Regions from separate parts of the Homo sapiens genome. Here regions 1 and 3 are each linked to region 2. A link is a contact called in ENCODE Hi-C or POLR2A ChIA-PET data. All regions are on one chromosome and are shown on one strand. The core of a region is the stretch at or near the end of the contact, and the rest is flanking DNA. Distances in the headings are between cores, read along the strand shown.

Region 1 (4,424 bases), core at 1,925-4,424, 4.0 Mb before region 2:
CTTAGTCCCAGAGAAGTACTCTGGGGATGTTTCCAAGGCCTAGGAGGACGCTGTCTTCACCCCTAGTACCCCAATTACATATGTCTGCCATCTCCTCCTGAGGATACTGTGAGGCACAACCACAGGGAAACTTACTTTTCTGGAGCTGCAGAAGCCACATCCCGGTCATACAGTCTGGCCTGCCAGGGAAACAGGACGACACCTCGGTAGCCAAAAATGCTATGAAGGAAAAGCTGGAAGGAAAGAGGGGCCTCAGTGAGTCTGCAGTCCAGCAAATCCATCCAGGTGGGCCCCAGACCACAAAGCAACACAGGTGGAGGCAACTCCAGCACAAGGTCTTGCTACCTCTTCCCTTGAAGTCTGTGATCAACCAGACCAATGCTGGAACACTCTTATTTCTTCTTTACCTGGCTGACTCTACTCATCCTTTAGGTAAAAGCTTAGGCCTCCAGGAAGCCTTCCCTGACCTCCCTTCCACTTAGCACAATGTACAGCTATTGGCCATTTGCAAATCGTTCTTTTCTAGACTAGAAACTCCACAATAGCAGGAATCATGTCTACTTTGCTTTCTGATTTAACCCTAATGCACAATGCCTAGTCCATTGTAGGCACACAGAAAAATAAAATGTTGAACAAACAAAAAGTCTTCCTTACCTACAATATCCTAGAAGGGCCTAAATCTATCCCAGTGGACCCAGAACAAAGCTGATATAGAAAAAGAACCACACATCCAGAGTTTACCACACTGAAGTCAATTTTATTACGGCAAAGCATCAAAGGTATACTTTTCTGAAAGCTCCCTCCACGGCTTCCCACCATCCACTATGTTAGAGAAATCTTCAGCAACTTGGCTAAACCTCACTATAGTCCACACCATCCCTGTCCACATTAACTTGGAAAGAGAACCCACTGACACATTAAGTGCATTCAAATCCAGGAGAACAGAAACCCTATCTATAAAAATTTGATTCTGGGCTGGGTGCGGTGGCTCACGCCAGTAATCCCAGGACTTTGGGAGGCCAAGGCAGGTGGATCACCTGAGGTCGGGAGCTCGAGACCAGCCTGACCAACATGGAGAAACCGCATCTCCACTAAAAGTACAAAATTAGCCAAGTGTGGTGGCGCATGCTTGTAATCCCAGCTACTAGGGAGGCTGAGGTAGGAGAACTGCTTAAACCCAGGAGGTGGAGCTTGCAGTGAGCCGAGACCATGCCATTGCACTCCAGCCTGGGCAACAAGACTGAAACTCCGTCTCACAAAAAATAAATAAATAAAATAAATAAATAAAATAAAAAATGAATACAAATTTGATTCTGGAATGGCACCAAACATCAAGGTGGAATGAATGGAACACCATACCATGCAGGCCTGTGACCTAATCTGACTTTTTTCAGAAGCAGAGCACTCTATGAAAATGAAAGATGACCCAGCCCAATACTCACCTGCCCGGTCTCATATTTTCCATTCTGTTTTGGCACCTCAAACACACCAACTGTCTCCAACACTTTGCCCTCTGGTCGGTTTCTGAGTAGGAAGGAAAAGAACAAGCAACAGAAAAGCTGAGAAGGTAATGGTAGTTATCCATAAGAAAAAGCTCCTAGGATACTGAGGGGCCAGGGCGATGACAGCAGAGAAGGGTTTGGGGTAGTGGGACCAGCTGGAGCAGGAAAGGCTTTCCTCCTCCTTGGTGAAAACCTCCACAGTCTCCCAGTGTTAGATGTGACCGCTCCCATACTACTGTCTTCTCTCTTCACTGGGCATTCTTCATATCATGCCCTCACACTCTGCTCAAATGTACCCCTGCCCTTGTTTCTTCCCTAACCCACCCTCCTGACCTCCCACAGCACTTTAACTGTCTTGCTCACTTTTTCAATTTTTTTAGAAGGGGAGTATCTTTTTTTCTTCTTTTCTTACATTTTCTATATCACAAGTCATCAAACAATATCCTGCTCCCTTTACATTTCAGTTGTGTCCATGTCTTATCTTTATTAAATACTGTAAATTCCCTGGGAGCAATGCCTGAGTCTGATTAGCTGGTACTGCCCCCTCAGAGCCTAGTGTACAAGAGGTGCTCAAAAAATATTTGTCCTGTATTATAATTCCATGTCCATCTCCCCCTCTAACCTGTAGCCCTTACATTGCCCTTGAAAAGCTTAAACATCTCTAGATTTCCTACGGCACATCGCTCTCTCAATACCGTTTTTGTTCATATTCTCACAGGGGTCTTAAATTGCAAATAGCTATCATCTCTCCCCAATGTTCAGTGTCTAATATCAGCCACTAAAATGTCAGTCACCACTCTGAACAGGGCTGCTCTTTCTAGGGGCCCTTCAAATAAAGGCTGTTTTTACTGTTTTGAAGATGTGAACTTTATGCTTCCTCCCACTGATCCACCAGCCCATTTGATCCGCCTGTCCCATCCGTGGAAACAGTTTCCACACCATCCCCATGGCCTCAAACCCCCTTCCCCAAGTCACAGATAGAAAATCGATCTCCCCAAAGTCACTTGGAAACCTGGGGCCTACGAGGGTCCACACCCAAGAGTCTCGTTTCCCACCTCTAGCATCTTTCTGAGGCAGACCTTCACCAAATCCAAAGGCTGAGGGTTCAAGCCAATGCCCTAGGGCTGAATTAAAAAGCTTCCCTCTGACATCGGTGCTGGGGACCCCAGCCGGGGAAGTAGGATTCACTTGGGGAGGGTAACCTGTTCCCCCCCAGGGCCAGCCCTGTACAACCAGGGCTCTGGGCCGCGCTGGCTTCCCTGCTCCTGGCACATGTCCCAGACAGCGCAGGTCGGCTCCCTGCTCGGGACCCTCTCCCGGGTCAAACTCCAGTCACCCTCAGCAGGCCCGGGCCCCTGGCCTCCGCACTGGCTAGGAACACGCTCTCTGGGCTCCAGGCCCAGTTCCTCGCGCCCCCTGGCTCCGTCCCTCACCGGGACGAGAGGTGCCTCCGCGTCGTCGTGGTCGACGCTGGCGAGAAGGCTCCAGCTCCGGCCGCCGCACAGAGCGGCCTTGGCCACCGGGCCCCAGTCAGCGACCGGGACCACCAGCGGCTGCCCACGGCCAGGGCCCGCCGGGCTGTACAGGCTGCCATGTCCCGCCCGAGCGCCCGCCCGGCTGCTGACACAGAGCCCGACCCGCGGCCGGGCGGCGTTCCGCCCCAGTCCCACACTGCCCCGCGCGGCGTCCCGGCCCTCTTGGCCCGCCTGGTCCCACCCCGGAGCTCAGAGCAACTTCCGGTGCGCTTAGCGTTACTTCCGGCGCGCGGCGGGCGGAAGTCCGGGTTGGGGTCACCTGACCGGAGAGCCGGCTAGATATGGCGTCCTCTTTGCTTGCGGGCGAGCGATTGGTGCGTGCTTTGGGCCCCGGCGGGGAGCTGGAGCCAGAGCGGCTACCCCGAAAGCTGCGGGCCGAGCTTGAGGCCGCGCTGGGGAAGAAGCACAAGGGCGGTGATAGCTCCAGTGGCCCCCAACGCTTGGTTTCTTTCCGTCTCATCCGGGATCTGCACCAGCATCTGAGAGAAAGGGGTGAGCCCCAGTCTCCAGTCCGGGGTCCCCTCCTTGTGTCCAGATCGATTCCCTCCTGAGGTCTTTTCCCATCATTCCCCTTCTTCTACGGAGCACTCATCTAGACAAGTCAAGAGTCACTCCATAAATCCCAGGGCCACCCACTTTCTTAACTCCCATGGGAATTTCTCGTGGATGACAAATTTGCTTGTGCAGTTTCTGCTCTTTTGAGAGCCCCCTCTTCACTTCCAGGCACACCTAGGCCCAATTCACCCTTGAGAAAGTCTAGGTTTTTACCAAATACAAATATCACAGGTTTTGTCTCTTCTTTTTCTCCACTTTAGGAATCAGCTTAGCATAGTGAGCTTGTAGGAATCCGGATTTCTTTCCACCTCAAAAGCAAGAGTGGTGAAATCTGATACTTTGTTTTGTTTGTTTGTTTTTTTAATATAGGATGGCAAAAGCTGTGTTGAAAGATCTGGCCTGAGAGTAGCATGTGAGTTCCAGTCCTAGCTCTGTCACTAATCCTTTGAAGGAGTCATTTCTCCTCGCTGGGCCTCAGTTCCCTTATGTGTAAAGGGAAGGAACAGGACAAACTAGCACATAAGGTATTTTGCCAGAAGTAACATAGACCAGCCAGAAGTGCAAAGGGTAGACTGCTCAATTATTAGAACTAGAAAGGACCTTAGAAAGAGATTGCCTAGTATTAGTGTCCTCTGAGCATTTAGCATCACTATGACCTAAACTTATTTAGGGAAGAGCTGTTGTGGCCACAGAACTGATCTAACCCAAAGGCACAAGTAAATGGCTTACTTGTTAGTTATAACACTGGCAGGATAATTGAGAGCTGACAGCTAAAGTCACCTGCGCAGCACTGGGAGATACCTACATGGAATTATCCAAAATTCTTTTCAAT
Region 2 (4,544 bases), core at 383-2,882:
CTGCTATTATTTTTTGCTTTTAATAGTAACATAATTTACATTACTAGTTATTATTATATGCTAAGCTCTGTTTTAAGTGCAGCCAAGATGAAGTTTAACTGCCTTGCCCAAAGTCAGGCAGCTAAGCAGTGGCACTGGTGGACTATGAACCCAAGCACTGGACTTTTAACCACCTCTCACTTGCATGATCCTCCAGTTGCCCTCTTAGAACCACTGTGCCTTCTCAGAGACTTCAGCTGAAATCCAACTTCTGAGAATGCTTCTAGGGTTCGCCAGAACCCGCCTTTGCTAGCCTCCCTAGGATTATCTCTTGTGACCAGCACCTTCACTGACAGCTCCAGTCTTTTTTTTTTTTTTTTGAGACGGAGTCTCACTCTGTCACCCAGGCTGGAATGCAATGGCGAGATCTCGGCTCACTGCAACCTTCACCTCCCAGGTCCAAGTGATTCTCCTGCCTCATTCTCCCGAGTAGCTGAGGTTACAGGCGCCTGCCACTACGCCTGGCTAATTTTTGTATTTTTAGTAGAGACAGGGTTTCACCATGTCGGCCAGGCTGGTCTCGAACTCCTGACCTCAAGTGATCCGCCTGCCTCGGCCTTGGCCCATAGTGTTGGGATTACTGGCGTGAGCAACCGCGCCCGGCTATCAGCTCCAGTCTTACCACGATTAGTTTTTCACGTGCCCAGCCTCAAAGACTTAAACTCTTTGCTCCCTTACGGAGATACCCTTTCCTTCACCTTGCTTGCTCCCGTTGACTCCTCAAGAAACCTTTCTTATGTCGGGCGCAGCGGCTCAAGCCTGCAATCCAGCACTTTGGGAGGCCGAGGCGGGCGGATCACTTGAGCCCAGGAGTTCGAGACCAGCCTCGCTAACATGGTGAAACCCCATTCTACTAAAAATACAAAAATTAGCCGGGCTTGGTGGCGCGGGCCTGCAGTCCCAGCTACTCGGGAGGCTGAGGTAGGAGAATCGCTTGAACCCGGGAGACGGAGGTTGCAGTGAGCAGAGATCGCGCCGCTGCACTCCAGCCTGGGAGACAGAGCGAGACTTGGTCTCAGAAAAATAAAACAAAACAAAGAAAAACAAAACTTTACTTGACAACCCAACGACCACTACCACTACAGCCGCCCTAGGACTCCCGCTCTCTGAGGTCCTACAGCACTTCGCATTTCCCTCAACGCCGCACTGAGAACTCTGCATTGTGTACTCGTCTGTCACCAATCTGCGAGTTACAAAGCAGAGACTAACTTATTTGGTTTAGCATTTAATAGGCACATAATCAACATTTACTGTTCAATTGAAACAAAATTAAAATTGGGCGCTGTCTCTATCTTTATTTGTGATCGGCCCTAACTGCACTGGCAATCTTTTCCGTTTTTTTGTTTTCTGTTTTCCATTCGCATGCCCCTTAGCGTACCTGGGGCTCCGGCTCCTTTACAAATGAAACCCAAAGTGCTCCGCAAGCACAGCCAGCGAAAGCGAAAAACTCTGAAACGGACAAGATGGCTGCCACCTCTTCGCGCCTCTTAGTCCCACCCACTCAGGGCGGAGGTCTGCGTCATGTGACCCTCCCCTTCTTGGCTCCGCCTCCTACCGCAGTGCTTGACGGGAGGCGGAGCGGGGAACGAGGCCGTCGGCCATTTTGTGTCTGCTTCCTGTGGGACGTGGTGGTAGCCGTTGGGTTGGGAAAGTGAGGGATTTTTGGCCTCGTTTCTCCTGCTTCTTTTCTCCTCCCTTTTACTTTGCCGGTAGAACACAGTTATGGGTCGCAAGAAGAAGAAGCAGCTGAAGCCGTGGTGCTGGTATCCTTTGTCGGTTTGAAGTCGAGGTCGCGTTGGGGTGCCGGTTGTTGGGGCCTGGGACTAGGAGGCCTGGATTTGGCTTACGGCGTGGAGCGTTTGTATTTAGGCGTCTGCGTGGGTGGCCTGGTGGCTGGGATTGGACTTGGGAAGGCTTCTAGGAAAATGGGGTTCCGAGGTCGACAGGCTTTTGCAGTTGTGGGTCGTGTGACTCTGTGACTCAGGAGGATCTTGTTCGGTGCGAATTTTGGACTCCGGGAGGCGGCCTGGACCCCTCCGCCAGGGACAGTGTCCCCTAGGGACTATTCAGCCACCTTCCGTTGTTTTGGTGACGATTCAACAAGGGACTTTTCTTCGAGTGCGATAGGCTTATTACTTTCATGGAGGGTTGGGGACAGCTTCACAGTCTGTCACCCACTTTTTCTGTTTTTATTTACTTTATGTGTGTTTTGTGTTTATTTTTTCGAATTGGCGGTTTAGTAAAGAACCAAGTTAGTCAACCCTGGTTTCGAACCTTTTTTTTTTTTTTTTTCTTTTCGGGGCGGGAGGAGAACTAGCTTCCGTGTCTCACCCAGAGGCGCCTTAATCTTCAGGAAGCGTTCTCACAGGGCGGAGTTTCTGTTACCCAACTTTGTAGGACTAAAAAGTGCCTATCTTATTAGGAAAACTCTTACTACAGTGTGGTATTAATGCTTTTTCTGGAAGCGTTAATATTCTTTACATTAAAATTGATTTTATTTACTGTTTTGTACGTAAAGGCGGCTTGTTACAGTACTGCGTTTATGTAACAGTTTTAAAAATAGCTTAAATACGGTTACGAATTTTGTAATGTGATTTTAGGAAAATCTGAGTAGTGAGGTAAGAATTCTGTTTTATTGATGTAAGAATTCTGCTTTATTGATTTTATTGATCTGTGAATTTAAATACATTGCTTGGCAACATAAATTCATACGGAATTGGAAACAACTTTATGGATTGTTCATTCGAAATTATGTGATTATTGTTCACCATATAGTTACTCTTAGATTCTAAATATTGCTAAATTCCTAATCCAGTTATTGCTATCGTCTTCATATCTAGTGAAGTAATTGTCTTGACAGAACCTTAGGGATTTCTTAACTGAACTCTTTCCTGTCCTCAGTGTGCATTTGTAAATGTTGAAATATTTATAACAAAAGTTTCACCGACATCTCTGTTAAACACAGGAATTTGACAAAGTATATTGCTGATTATTGAGATGTGTTTTTTGGGGTGGTGAAGAGAGCTGGCCTTCTAGGAAATTGAAAATACTGAAATAACATGGCAAGTGTAGTCCCTAATTGTGTAATAAATATAAAAAGCAGAGTTTCTATACAGTACCATTTTGGTTTTAGCTGTTCCCATATTGTAATGTTATCCATATGTTTTTATTATAGGCAGTGTCATCATTAGGCTGTCTTTGTGCCTTAACAGTATTGATCAGGTATTGTAATAGAGATTTTGATGATGAGAAGATCCTTATTCAGCACCAAAAAGCAAAGCATTTTAAATGCCATATATGTCACAAGAAATTGTATACAGGACCTGGCTTAGCTATTCATTGCATGCAGGTAAGGATTTTTCTTCTGTATTTATTGTCCGCTTGTGATTTGGAAACAACTTGAAAGAATAATCTTTTTTATTTTTTTGAGTTTCGGTCTTGTCGCCCAAGCTGGAGTGCAGTGGTGCAATCTCGGCCCACTGCAACCTCTGCCTCTCGGGTTCAAGCTATTCTTCTGCCTCAGCCTCCGGAGTAGTTGGGACTACAGGCAGCCGCCACCATGCCCGGCTAATTTTTTGTATTTTTAGTAGAGACTGGGGTTTCACCATGTTGGCCAGGCTGGTCTCGAACTCCTGACCTCAGGTGATCCACCCACCTGGGCCTCCCAGAGTGCTGGGATTACAGGCGTGAGCCACCGCGCCTGGCCGAAAGAATAATCATTTATTTCTCTGACAACTGTAGTTTTGTTTTTTTTTTGTTCACTTACTTACTGCAAAAGATAAGATAGCCAATCAGCATTAAAAAAAACAAAAAATTTGTTCGATAGCCATCAAGACAATAAACAAAACTGGCTTTTTATGTTTAAAGAGGGTTTGTATTTGTATTTAGTTTGATAGTACCTTACTAGGTTAGATTGGTAACATATCGAAATCACTAAATATTTCCTGAGTACTTGGAGCAGAGAACAAGGATCAGCGATTTAGATTTTGTAGGTGGTCTGGCCTTAAGAATTAATACTTAATTAGCAGTCATTACTCACTGCCATTGAAGGATCTGTTATTATCTGTAGCTTGGGGCTAGGCTAATTTCAGCAATTTATTTATTGGACTTCTTTTGGAATGGCAGCATTGTACTTTTTGCTTTTGTTTTTAAGAGATGGCCTTGCTCTGTGGCCCAGGCTGGATTGCAGTGACATGGTTATGGCTCACTGCAGCCTCATATTCCTGGGTTCTAGCCGTCTTCCTGCCTCGTTCTCCCAAAGCCCTGGGATTATGGGCATGAGCCATTGTGCCAGCCCAGAATTGTATTTCATTTAATAATTTCTAGGTTTCGGCTGGGCGCGGTGGCTCACGCCTGTAATCCCAGCGCTTTGGGAGGCCAAGGTGGGCGGATCACAAGGTCAGGAGTTCAAGACAGCCTGACCAACATGGTGAAACCCCATCTCTACTAAAGATACAAAAATTAGCCGGGTGTGGTGGCATGGGCCTGTAATCCTGGCTACTGGG
Region 3 (4,653 bases), core at 1,880-4,379, 4.3 Mb before region 2:
TTTTTTTTTGACAGGATCTCACTGTCACCCAGGCTGGAGTGCACTGGTGGGATCTCAGCTCACTACAGCATCTACCTCCCTGGCTCAAGCTATCCTCCCACCTCAGCCTCTTCAGTAGCTGGGTCTAGAGACATGTGTACCACTAATTTTTGTATTTTTTGTAGACACGGGGTTTTGCCACATTGCCCAGACTGATCTTCTGAACTCAAGGGATCCACGTACCTTGGCCTCACCAAGTGCTGGGATTACAGGTGTGAGCCACTGCCCCTGGTCTCAGATTTGTATTTTTAAAAATTTACTATGCCCCCAGAGGGGGATGGATCAAAGGAGAGCTAGCTTGCAGGCAGGGAAATGGTTAAAGATGTTAGTGGTGTAAATTTGGGTAAATGCTGTGTGACTGGGAAGTAGCAGAAGTGAGGGGGATTTAAAATTGTTTAAGACTTGATGATTCAGCCTGGGCAACATGGCAAAACCCCATCTCTACAAAAAAATACAAAAATTAGCCAGGTGTGGTGGCATGTGCCTGTAGTCCCACCTACTTGGGAGGCTGAGGTGGGAGGATCATCTGAGCCCAAGAGGTGGAGGCTGCAGTGGGCTGTAATCATGCCACTGCACTCCAGCCTGGGCAACAGAGACCATGTCTCAAAAAAAAAAAAAAAAAAAAGAAGACTTGATGACTGATAGATTGGAAGGGACAATGTGGACAGGCAAAGGAGGGATCGAAGATGACTTCCAAGTTTTTGAGTAAACTATACAGTTTCAGTAGGGATAAGGTTCTGTAAGCTTATTATTTCACATTTTAAAGGAAGGGTAAATTCAGATAAATGAAGTGATGGAAAGATGCTATTTTAGTAAGATTTCAATGACAGAAACTTACTTGATAGAAAATATGGGAGAGGCTGGAGGCGGTGGCTCACGCCTGTAATCTCAGCACTTTGGGAGGCCAAGGTGGGAGGTGGGAGGATCTCTTGAGCCTAGGAATTTGAGACCAACCTGGGCAACATATTAAGACCCTGTTTCTAAAAAATTAAAGAATCAGCCGGGCATGGTGATGCACATCTGTAATCCCAGCTACTCGGGAAGCTGAGGCGGGAAGATTGCTTGAGCCGGGAGTTGGAGGTTGCAGTGAGCTAGGACTGTGCCACTGCAGTCTAGCCTGGGTGACAGAATGTGACCCTGTTAAGAAAGAAAGATAGAGGAAAATTATTATTTTTGTGGTCAAGTTTACTTTTTTTGTTTTAATTTGCACCAACAGCTTTATCATTTGTCGACAGTGGAGTTCTGAATGCCAGAGATTCCTCCTCTTTTTGCCAAGATCAGGATTAACTATGGAGAGGACCGGCCGTAGACTACGAACTGTCAGTCTACTGAGTTTCTGTCAGTCTTTTGAGTTTCCTTTGTCTTCTTGTTGAGTGACCTTGGACCTTGAGTTTCTGAAGCTCAACATTCCCTTTTTCTTCCCCTATTTTTTACCCCACACTTTACATCTTAAGTGGGATATTGGACATCTCGGATCAGTGGACCAGTGATGATTTGGACTCCGCCTTCTTCGTCTAGGTCCCGCCCACTTTAAGACCCCACCCCTTCCCTAAGCCCCGCCCCTTGAAGAGGTTGTCTCGATATGACAGCAAATTCTCCACAATCCTGTCCTATAGGAGATCTAAAGGGTGGGACTTACATCAACCTTTTTTTTCCATTTGTTTTTTCAAGTGTCTATTTGGCCCAGGTTCCATCCCACTTCATTTTCAACCCAAGGATTGGTTACTCTGTTCTTTGTCTCTGGCTCATGATTGGTTCTTTCGTTCCGCCCCTCTCTTCCAGCTTTTGCAGGCGGGATTACCACGCAGCTTCCTGCTCCTGCCAAAAAAAAAAAAATAAATAATAAAAGAAGAAGAAGAAAAGAGGAGAGAGGCGAAAGAAAAATGTCACAAAGATCTTTGCTTTTTAATTGGCTTTAAGCCTTGTCGGTCAAGCCAAACTCTGCCTTTGATTGGTCTTTCTATCTGCCCATCCCGGATCGGGGGCGGGATTTCCCCGGAAGACCCACACCTTGTTGCCACTGGCCGAACAGTGCGCCTGTCTGAAGCTCCTGGCCCAGGATTGGAGGCGGTGGCGGACAGGTGGGCGTGGATTGGCTAGGGCAGCCGGTCCGTGCAAGGCGGGGGCGGGGCCTCGGCGGCTGGTTGCGCGTGTCCGACGCTGGCTCCGCTCTATCCGGCTTTGCTAGGGGAGGTGAGTCCGGCCGCGGCGGAACCGGCGGCTGAGGAGGCGGCGGCTGAGGAGAAGGCGGCCGCGGCGGCTGAGGAGAAAGCGGCCGCGGGGACGGAAGCCGGGTGGGGGGGAGGGGGGGAGACGGAGCAGCCTTGAGCCCTGCGGGGCCGTTGCGCGGGGGACCCACCCGCTCTCCCCCCCAACCCTCCTCAGCAGAAGCAGCCGGCGGCGGGGGCAGGAGTCAGCCCGCTTCCGACCGTACCCCGCCCGCCTCCCGGGGCTCCTGTTCTTTGGCCCCGGGACCCTAACCTTCTCCCGGGGCGGTTCCCTCCGTCTGGGCGTCCGAGCGCTGCCCACATCTTTCATTCCTCCCTGCACCTCCTTCCCTTCACTTTTGCCCCGGCTCTCTTTCTCCTCTCTGTCCTGCTGTCGCCTCCTCTCCTCACTCCAGCCTCCTTCCCTGGCTTATTCTGCCCAGGAAAGTTTGGAACCCCCGCCCCCCCTCCCCAATCAGGTCAACCTGACTAGGAGTAGGGGGAGATGTAGGAAGGCCTGAGAGTTCGGGGGGGGGGAAGCTGGAAGCTGGTTTCCCAGAAAATTTCCCCCCATCTTCTCCATTTAGGGTGGTGGGAATTTTTTTTAATCCTGTTTTTGAGGAGGTGGTAGGTGTTTAGAAAAGGATGTGGGAATGGAAGGGGTAGATGAGTCAACCCTCTTTCAAGATTCCAAGGGTGGTGTGTTACCTGATCCTTTTCGTGTGTGGAGTTCAGGGGGTCGGGAGGTTTGGCCTTTATTCCCACATTCAAAGTTGGAACCTCCCCCAAATTAAGAATGGAGTTTTAGTACCCACTTGTGGCAGGAATCCTGGGGGGAAGGGGTCCTTTTTTCCTTTTTCTTTTCTTTTTTCCCTTTTTTTTCCTTTTGGCAACCCACACCCTTCCACACACGCTCACCCCAAAATTAAACACCAAGATCCTCTAACTTGTTTGGATTGACTGATGAAGACATAAAGCTCTATGTTTTTTGAGGTGGAGTGAGTGGTTTTTCTTCATTTTTAAATGGCCAAATGACAGCTTGACCCAGTTTGCTTTCCAATCAAAGGGCATTTATTTTGAATGTCTCTTTGTGGCGCAAGAGCCAACGCAAAAATGATGGCGGCTTACAATGGCGGTACATCTGCAGCAGCAGCAGGTCACCACCACCACCATCACCACCACCTTCCACACCTCCCTCCTCCTCACCTGCACCACCACCACCACCCTCAACACCATCTTCATCCGGGGTCGGCTGCCGCTGTACACCCTGTACAGCAGCACACCTCTTCGGCAGCTGCGGCAGCCGCAGCAGCGGCTGCAGCTGCAGCCATGTTAAACCCTGGGCAACAACAGCCATATTTCCCATCACCGGCACCGGGGCAGGCTCCTGGACCAGCTGCAGCAGCCCCAGCTCAGGTACAGGCTGCCGCAGCTGCTACAGTTAAGGCGCACCATCATCAGCACTCGCATCATCCACAGCAGCAGCTGGATATTGAGCCGGATAGACCTATTGGATATGGAGCCTTTGGTGTTGTCTGGTGAGTATCCAAAGAAAAACACAACCTCTCATGGTTTCTTCTGTTGGTTGTCATTGGATGAGTCCATCTCTAATGGTTGTCTCCATGTTGACCAAGGTGCAGCAAGCTTCTCAACCCAACTGTAGGAAGCCACCCTCACTTATGTGGTAAAGAGGCCTAATGCATTGGCTGTCTAGGCTCATGGCAAGTTTTGGTGGAGCGCCTTCTCATGAGCAACACACATAAGTGTGCTGTCTACCAAACTTTTCTATTAGAACCTAAGCAAGCCACTGAACACAGGATCAGTAGATGAATGTATGCAATACTAATTCCTACGAAGACCTTGGTCATCTCGTGTGTTTGATTCAGTGGCCCTGTGGCATTAAGTGTTAGCACCTGATCCAGACTGAATTCCTTTATAATACTCTTGTCATTAGGATATACTTTGCATAACTACTTTCCTGTCCTTTCTGTCTTTTCACTTATTTTGTGATCTTGATCTCCAGAAGAAAGATAGGATTCATAGTTGAACCAGTTAAGATCATTGCTTGAGTGGTTTATTTTAAACCATAAAGCTACAGTTGAGAAGTATGTAGCTGTAGCCTTTTGATAAGAATGCATTAAATATAGCATCACACATGAGTACCACAAATGAGGTTAGTAGACTAGCTATGCAGTGGCCCACATTCAGTGTAATGTTTTAGTGTCATTTAGTGCCTCTTAAGTTGCTGTTATCTGTTGGTCAGTTGCTGTAGTAGGAAATAATACTTTTTTAACAAATGACCCTACCTTTGCTAGTGCTAGGATATTTGTAAAAGCCTAAGGGCTTCTTAAATATAACATTTTGGTCTATTTGGTCTAACCTTAGAAAGATTAGTAGTTTATAATAA

What was found. Hi-C counts contacts between places; a loop is a spot of excess contacts on that map. ChIA-PET counts read pairs that join two places held with the same protein, here RNA polymerase II (POLR2A). Pooled maps may share reads with other maps.
Region 1: a map of CD8-positive, alpha-beta T cell shows a loop between it and region 2 (13-fold over the local background). The contact joins the promoter of POLDIP2 here to the promoter of ZNF207 in region 2. A Hi-C loop is called at or near these places in 1 of 168 maps with a recorded cell type or tissue (CD8-positive, alpha-beta T cell) and 5 of 50 pooled maps. POLR2A ChIA-PET finds 5 or more read pairs at or near these places in 1 of 52 experiments (activated T-cell).
Region 3: a pooled map shows a loop between it and region 2 (15-fold over the local background). The contact joins the promoter of NLK here to the promoter of ZNF207 in region 2. A Hi-C loop is called at or near these places in 4 of 50 pooled maps. POLR2A ChIA-PET finds 5 or more read pairs at or near these places in 2 of 52 experiments (T-cell and activated CD4-positive, alpha-beta T cell).

Annotation. Positions count from the first base shown.
Region 1 is chr17:28,354,353-28,358,776 of GRCh38, forward strand. POLDIP2 (DNA polymerase delta interacting protein 2) reads right to left here and starts at 3,175. Exons shown (of 11, transcript NM_015584.5): 1 at 2,936-3,175; 2 at 1,443-1,524; 3 at 136-233. The coding sequence starts at 3,096. VMA12 (vacuolar ATPase assembly factor VMA12) reads left to right here and starts at 3,295. Exons shown (of 6, transcript NM_152464.3): 1 at 3,295-3,529. The coding sequence starts at 3,319. RefSeq lists enhancers at 2,575-3,340, 3,453-3,552 and a silencer at 2,873-3,262.
Region 2 is chr17:32,348,525-32,353,068 of GRCh38, forward strand. ZNF207 (zinc finger protein 207) reads left to right here and starts at 1,633. Exons shown (of 12, transcript NM_001098507.2): 1 at 1,633-1,802; 2 at 3,262-3,388. The coding sequence starts at 1,762. It overlaps MIR632 (microRNA 632), which reads left to right and starts at 1,585; the gene lies at 1,585-1,678. It also overlaps a transcript of C17orf75 not described here. RefSeq lists enhancers at 1,083-1,202, 1,373-1,722, 3,890-4,399.
Region 3 is chr17:28,039,548-28,044,200 of GRCh38, forward strand. NLK (nemo like kinase) reads left to right here and starts at 3,130. Exons shown (of 11, transcript NM_016231.5): 1 at 3,130-3,784. The coding sequence starts at 3,327. It overlaps LOC105371709 (a long non-coding RNA gene), which reads right to left and starts at 2,173. Exons shown (of 3, transcript XR_934637.4): 1 at 2,050-2,173; 2 at 1,679-1,857. LOC102724517 (a long non-coding RNA gene) reads left to right here and starts at 3,791. Exons shown (of 2, transcript XR_001752820.2): 1 at 3,791-4,653. RefSeq lists an enhancer at 1,576-1,870 and silencers at 2,038-2,267, 2,288-2,517.